Linked DNA regions of Homo sapiens: region 1 is linked to region 2. A link is an interaction called in ENCODE POLR2A ChIA-PET data of the cell type or tissue named here. Cell type or tissue: OCI-LY7. All regions are shown on one strand.

Evidence for each region. Peaks named below come from ENCODE experiments on the same cell type or tissue, not always from the same donor. Only the 100,000 strongest peaks of a DNase experiment are listed, where the experiment ranks them.
Region 1: POLR2A ChIA-PET joins it to region 2 with 6 read pairs; 2 of 35 experiments call an interaction of 5 or more read pairs at or near these places.

What each region holds. Positions count from the first base shown.
Region 1 is chr1:17,139,451-17,143,450 of GRCh38, reverse strand. No RefSeq gene overlaps it. Among named protein-coding and RNA genes, the nearest start is that of PADI2, 22 kb to the right of the region's middle. In OCI-LY7, no CTCF peak of the experiment used is centred here; a DNase peak (open chromatin) is centred at 1,920; H3K4me3 peaks cover 843 bases; H3K27ac peaks cover 592 bases.
Region 2 is chr1:17,542,987-17,546,986 of GRCh38, reverse strand. The region is part of intron 1 of ARHGEF10L (Rho guanine nucleotide exchange factor 10 like); the gene reads right to left. Among named protein-coding and RNA genes, the nearest start is that of ARHGEF10L, 5.3 kb to the right of the region's middle. In OCI-LY7, no CTCF peak of the experiment used is centred here; no DNase peak of the experiment used is centred here.

The DNA.
Region 1 (4,000 bases), 400 kb after region 2:
AGTATTGGCATAGATATAGAGAAACAAACACTCTCATTTGCCATTGGTGAGAAGATAAGTAGTACCATCTTTTTTTAGAAGGCTTTTTCTCAATATTGATCAAGAGACATATAAAATAGAATGATCAATCCTATACTTTGTTTTAATCTTTTCTATTGACATAATTTCAGACTTACAGAAAAACTGCAACAATAATACAAAGAATTCCCAGATACCCTACCCATCATCCACATCACCTAGATTCCCCAAATATCATCTTACTACACTAGGATTCTCCCTCTCCCTCTCTCTCTGTTTCTCTCTCTCTTCCCAAAATATATATATATACACTCACACATGTATGTATCTGTGTGTGTATATATACACATATGGATATATGTACATACATACACATACATATGGATATATGTACATATGTATGCATACATACGTATATGTGTGTATATATACACACATGTGCATATATAATAGTTTTATACTTTTATACTACATATGTATATATTTTTCTGAACCACTTAGTGGCAAATTGCAGGCATGATATTCTTTACCATAAATACTTGAGTGTATATTTCCTAAAAGTATGGAATTATCTTAGATAACCAAAGTACAAGAATCAAAGTCAGGAATTAACACTGATACAATACTACTATCTAATCCACAGATCTCCTTGGGATCTCACCAATTGTCAACATGGTGCCCGTTTTAGCAAAAGTAAATCCAATATCATATATTGCCTCCAATCATTATGTCTCTGTAGTTTCTTTTAATGTGGAACAGTTCCTCAGTTGTCTGTTTCATGACTTTGTCATTTTTGGAATCCAGGCAAGTTATTTTATAGAATGTCCCTGAGTTTGAGTTTGGTAGATTCATTCTGGCATAAACACTTTTGTCTTACTCTTCCCTCTGCCTGGAATATTGGTTTCTTGGCTTTTCAAGCTGCTTTCTTCTCCTCCTCCTTTGAGTCTCCCTTCAAATATCACCCCTTCCAAAGAGCCTTCCTACTAAATAGAATTACAGTCAATTCTCAGAAAAAAAAAATTGGCCAAATGATCAAGAAATGTGATGTTTTAGACCAGGGGTCGGCAACTACCGTGAATGAACTAAGAATGGTTTTTACATTTTTTTTTAATGGTTGGAGAAAAAAAACTGAAAGAAGAAAATCTTGTGACATTCTCATGAAAATTAAATGAAATTCAGTTTTAGTGTCCACAAATAAAGTTTTATGGGGACACAGCCAGGCCCGTGTGTTACATTTATCTGGGCTGCTTTCCTGCTACAATGGCAGAGCTCAGTAGTAGGCACCGAGAGTCACTGCTCTCATCTCTTTGTGTGGCTGCTCAGCACACTACGAACCACATGCCACAGCTCCAAGTCGACAGCATGCACATCGCTGTGGGGCAGTATTTTCTTTTTTTATAACCAGTGCATACACGTCATGTCAAAACAAGAAGAGTGGACTTCCAATGTTGTACTTTTTAAAAATACATGATAATCATGTGGCAAAATACACGCAACATAAAATTTACCATCTTCTCTATTTTTAACTAGATAGCTCAGCAGCGTTCGGTACATTCACGTCATTGTGCAACCATCAATGCCATCCGTCTCCAGAACTCTTTTCATTTTGAAAAACTGAAACCCTTTACCCATTAAACAAGAACTCCCCATTCTCCCCTCTCCTCCAGCCCCAGGCAACTACCATTCCACTGTCAAAAAATAACATTTCAATGAATTGAGTTGACTCATTGGCTTTTATTATTGATTCATTAATTAGGCAGCATCCCATTGATGAAATAGAAAAAGACATCCCAATGAGAAGAGGGGGTTGTCTTTGGGGGCACAAAGTGGCAGAAGGGGAACAGAAACAAGGAACAAAGAGTAGACTGGGCATTTCAAAGTTACTTTTCTTGTAGGATGAAAGCAGAGGGGACTTCCTTATCACATCAGCTCAGGTTGACTGGGACCTTCTCTGCTGGTTGCTGTAAATCTGTTTGTTTTTTTTAAAGCTGACTGTTTTAAGGGTCAGTTTGATTACGTGGCACCTAACATGAGTGACTCCACTCTGGGGTCTAGTACAGGAGCTTAGTCCAAAACAATGGCCTCCAGTAAATTTTATTTCACCCTACTTTCTGTCTCTATGATTTTGACTAGTCTAAGTACCTCATAGAAGTAGAATTCTATGATATCTATCCTTTGGTGACTGGCTTATTTCATTGAGCATGATGTCCTCAAGGTTCATCTACATCATACCATGTGTCAGAATTCCCTTCCTTCCTTTCTTTTTTTTTTTTTTTTGAGATAGAGTCTCGCTCTGCCCCCCAGGCTGGAGTGCAATGACACAATCTCGGCTCACTGCAACCTCCGCCTGCCAGGTTCATACGATTCTCGTGCCTCAGCCTCCGAAGTAGCTGGGGTTACAGGTGTGTGACACCACACCCAGCTAATTTTCTGTCTTTTTTTTTAGTAGAGATGGGGTTTCACCATGTTGGCCAGGCTGGTGTCAAACTCCTGGCCTCATGTGATCCACCCGCCTCAGCCTCCTGAAGTGTTGGCCACTGCTTCCAGCCATTCCTTCCTTTTTAAGGCTGAATAATATTCTATGTATGCATATACCACATTTTGTTTATCTATTTATCCATCAATGGTGGAGTGTCACATTTTTAAGGCCCAGCGAAGTGTGCATTATTTTGTTATCCAGTTAGATAGCAAGACATTGTGCTTATTAGGCAATGACACTGCATCTGTGCCAAAAGATTTTAATACATGTCTCGCTCCATAATATCTAAAATATTTACTCTCTGGCTGTTTATAGAAAAAGTTGGCCAACCCAATTCTTGTTTTACCCTGGCTTCATAGCAGTCATGGAACTGGACCTGTAGTCCCACTTAGTTGCATGCCAACAAATACCAACTCAAATGCTCAAACTTTTATCTGAAACTTTGTGTGGGCTTCCCTGCAAATGCACTTGACTGTTTCCTCCCAGCTTTTCCCGTTCAAACCTGACTCAGAACCACCCCTAACCCCCATCTCCACCCACAAGCCAGGCCTGTTGCTATGGTTTGAATATTTGTCTCTTCCAAAACTCATGTTGAAATTTAATCCCCAATGTGGCTGTACTGAGAGGTGGGGCCCTTAAGAGGTGATTGGGTCATGAGGGCTCTGCCCTTATGAATGGGTTAATCCAGTCATGGATTAGTGAATTAATGGGTTAATAGGTAACCCATCAATTGATCCATTAAGTGATCATGGGAGAGGAACTGGTGGCTTTATAAGAAAAGCAAGAGAGGGCTGAGCTAGCCTGTGAGCACTCAGCTTCTTCACCAGCTGATGTCCTGCACCACTATGGGACTCTGCAGAGAGTCATCAGCAGCAAGAAGGACCTCACCAGATGCAGCCCCTTGGCAATGGACGTCTCAGCCTCCATAACTGTAAGAAATAAATTCCTTTCTTTGTAAATTATCCAGATTCAGGTATTCTGTTATAAGAAACAGAAAACAGACTAAGACACCTGTCCTTTCTTGCCCAAACAGTCTTTCTGTAAATACTTCCTGATGCCTCTTCTGTACCCAGCCCTTGGGAAGTTGACATGAGAGGCAGGGTGATACTTATGCACCCAGACCTGTCCCCCTGCCTTCCCCACCCACATGCTCAGCACCTTCCTGAAATTAATCATAGAATCTTCAGATTACATGATCTGAAGTGCTCAGACTCTGCAGAAGGTGTGAATTATACAAGCTCTGAGCTTTTAAGTTCTCTTAAGCTTTTTGTTTCTTTTTCTTTTTTTCCTTTTTATTTATTTATTTATTTATTTATTTATTTATTTGAGATAGAGTCTCACTCCCTCTGTTGCCCAGGCTGGAGTGCAGTGACATGACCTTGGCTCACTGCAACCTCCACCTCCCCGGTTCAAACGACTCACATGCCTCAACCTCCCAAGTAGGTGGGACTACAGCCATGTGCCACCATGCCTGGCTAATTTTTGTTTTTTTAGTAGAGATGG
Region 2 (4,000 bases):
AACTCTTGGTTGCTCAACCCTGGGCAAGTTCAATGGAGGCAAAACAGAGATAATGATGCACCCCACCTCTTGGAGTAGCTGAGAACTGAGAAAGCTCCCACGAGCCATGCACTACCAAGGTGCCTGCCACTCTGCAATTATGAGCCATTAGTATTAGCTCTTTCCTGACACCAGGCCTAGGGAGCCCGTGTGGGTACCAGAATTCTATTCTCATCCTTGCCCCTGAGCCACAAGGTAACAAACCCAGCTATGACCAGACTGGGCCTTGCCAACACTGAATTAAAAAAACATACATTAACTCCGAACTAAGAAAGGCAAAGTGTGCTGAGATTCCAGGCATGTGATGAATCTCTCCCTCCCCTCCTCAAAGGGAAAAGGAAAACCGCATAAAGGAGGGGAGCACGGGACTGCAGAAAGATCTCAGGGCCTGCCGGGTTCAAATCCTGCCACTTACAAACACAGTGCCCTTGGATAAGTCTCTGAGACTCAATTTCCTCATCGATAAGATCGGAAAATAGGACGTACTTGCAGGATCGGCATGGAAATTAAATGAATTGATGCATGAAAAATATCTGGCACCTATAGGCATAAAGTCAAAATCAGTTGCCTTTAAGCAAACAAGTTCTCAATTATCTGCCTAAATGAAGGACAGAAGCAGCTTTTCTGGTATCAATTAGCAATGGGGGGAGAACAGGAGACCCCTCTTCCCAATTAAGTTTTGTGCTTGATATTAACATGGATTTTTTTTGAGAATCCACCAGCCACAGATGCAGGGGCTGGAAGACCAGCAAGCTTCAGGGACAGCAGGAAACTACCAAGAAACCTCAAAGATTTTTAGGGAAGCAGGGTGATCCACACAGCACAAGGCCCCTGACAGGTGAGGTTTGTCAGATTTCCTTTGCTGGCACCCAGATGATGCTGTGCCTCCTGACTTGAGGAAGGTTCAATGCTTCCCCTACTCTGTTTCAAGCCCTGCAGACTTTTGATTCACCTGACACCAGAGCCAGACTGAACTCTCAATAATTCATGCCTCTGAGCCTTTGCACATGCCATTCCTTCTGGGTGGAGAAAACACACATTAACTCCCCTGGGTAGAAGGAGCAGCATGTGCAAAGGTTCAGAGGCATGAATTGTTCCCCTCTCCCTACCCCATTCCCCTGCTACACTCCGCACATCCCTCCACTGTATGTAACATGTGCACATGTCCATCTTCCAACCAGAGATCACAGGATGTACAAGAGCAACCGTCTGCCTCTACTCTCTCATGCAGGTCCTGAATCCATATGGACAGGTCATGCCCACTGTTGCCTATGTCAGCTCTAGCCACCCATGTCCTGGACATCACAACTCCACAAGCCCCAAGCTACTTAATTTGTCCACGGTCTGTCCTCAGACACCACTGCTGCTTTTCCTCCCAGATGCCTGAGTCATCCTGAATAGGGTTACTCAATGGCAAAGTCAGCTCTCAATTAACTGAATTTCCTCCTTGTCCCATTTCCTCTCTTCCTGGTGCATGGTAACAACTCACTTGCTGGAATGGAGAGCTCCTGTGATTTGAGGGCAATTTACAACCTCTATCACCAAAGCAGGCCCTGCCCAGCAGCTGCCCCTCAGCAATGAGGACACTAAGATCAGTCCTGGAGCGCCATCACACCAAAATGTAAGTTCAAAGGGAGGGACTGAGTTGCTCATTGCTGGATTCCCAGTGGTGTGCTGGTAAACAGGCTCTTCAGGGGAAAAGATTCTGATTTGCAGTGTTTGCCAATTTCTGTGATATAAATACTCTCACTCTGGCCAATTTCAAGCTGCCAATGTGACATCACTGAATGGAGTTGAGATATGCAGTAGCACACCACTACGTACATTACACACACACCCACACCCACACTCACACCCCTTGATATGGTTTGGCTGCGTCCCCACCCAAATCTCATCTTGAATTGTAGCTCCCATAATCCCTGCATGTCATGGGAGGGACGTGGTGGGAGGTAATTGAATCACAGGGGCAGGTTTTCCCCATGCTGTTCTCATGATAGTGAATAAGTCTCCCAAGACCTGAAGGTTTTATAAAGGACAGTTCCCTTACACAGGCTCTCTCGCCTGCCACCATGTAAAATGTGCCTTTGCTCCTCCTTCGCCTTCTACCATGATTGTGAGACCTCCCCAGCCATGTGGAACTGTGAGTCCATTAAATCTCTTTTTCTTTACAAATTACCTAGTCTCAGGTATTTCTTCATAGCAGTATGAAAATAGCAGTATGAAAAAGAACTAATACACTCCCCAACGCACACACACACAAAGCAGCAAATAACCACAAAAGCACAGGTAATAATAGAATAAAATAATTAGGAAAAAAATTGAGTATTTATTACTTTATAAAATATAATTTACAGGCTGGGCATGGTGGCTCACGCCTGTAATCCCAGCACTTTGGGAGGCTGAGGTGGGCAGATCACCTGAGGTCAGGAGTTTGAGACCAGCCTGGCCCACATGGTGAAACCCCGTCTCTACTAAAAATACAAAAATTAGCCGGGAGTAGTGGTGCACGCCTGTAGTCCCAGCTACTCGGGAGGCTGAGGCATGAGAATCGCTTGAACGTGCGTGGGAGGCAGAGGTTGTAGTGAGCCGAGATCATGCCATTGCACTCCAGCCTGAGCAACAAGAGCCAAAACTCCATCTCAAAAAAAAAATTATTATATATATATATACACACATATATATGTATAAAATTTATGGCCAGTCACAGTGGCTCATAATTGTAATTCCAGCACTTTGAGAGGCTGAGGCAGGTGGACCACCTGAGGTCAGCAGTTCAAGACCAGCCTGGCCAACATAGTGAAACCCCATCTCTACTAAAATACAAAAAATTAGCCAGGTGTGGTGGCAGGCACCTGTAATCCCAGCTACTGTAATCCCAGAGGCTGAGGCAGGAGAATCACTTGAACCCAGGAGGTGGAGGTTGCAGTGAGCAGAGATCACGCCACTGCATTCCAGCCTGAGCAACAAGAGTGAAACTCCATCTCAAAAATATATAATAGCAGCCAGGCGCGGTGGCTCATGCCTGTAATCCCAGCACTTTGGGAGGCTGAGGCAGGTGGATCACCTGAGGTCAGGAGTTTGAGACCAGCCTGGCCAACATGGTAAAACCCCGTCTCTACTAAAAATACAAAAATTAGCTGGGCGTGGTGGCAGGCACCTGTAATTCCAGCTACTGAGGGGGCTGAGGCAGGAGAATCACTTGAAACCAGGGGGCGGTGGTTGCAGTGAGCTAAGATTGTACCATTTCACTCCAGCCTGGGCAAAAGAGTGAGACTCCATCTCAAAAAACAAACAAACAAACAAACTATATATATATAATTTACTTAATGATGAATGTATACACTCAAAAAAAATTTTTTTTTTTGAGACGGAGTTTTACTCTTGTCCCCCAGGCTGGAGTACAATGGCACAACCTCGGCTCACTGCAACCTCCGCCTCCTGGGTTCCAGCAATTCTCCTGCCTCAGACTCCCGAGTAGCTGGGATTACAGGCATGGGCCACCACACCCAGCTAATTTTTGTATTTTTAGTAGAGATGGGGTTTCACCATGTTGGCCAGGCTAGTCTCGAACTCCCGACCTCAGGGGATCTGCCTGCCTTGGCCTCCCAAAGTGCTGGGATTACACGCATGAGCCATCGCTCCTGGCCTCAGAATTTTTTATAATGGTTGTGTTTAACAACCGGCTCATAAAATTCCTAAAATTTAGCAATCAGCTCTTATGTGTAGGTGTGAGCTGGCTCCCAACTCACCACTGCCCAGGACCCGGCAGAGGCTCTGTAAGGACCAGTCACTCCTGGGAATGTCATCAGACCAGGGTCCTGAATGAAAATGGCTCTGATGCCCTCCACTGAGGTAGAGAGAAGAAGAACTCTCTGGGACACTGCAAGGAAGGAGCTGAGCTGGGCCCAAGGTGGCACCATGGGGCGGAACAACTCTGGCACACTCAGTTGTTAAAGAGCCT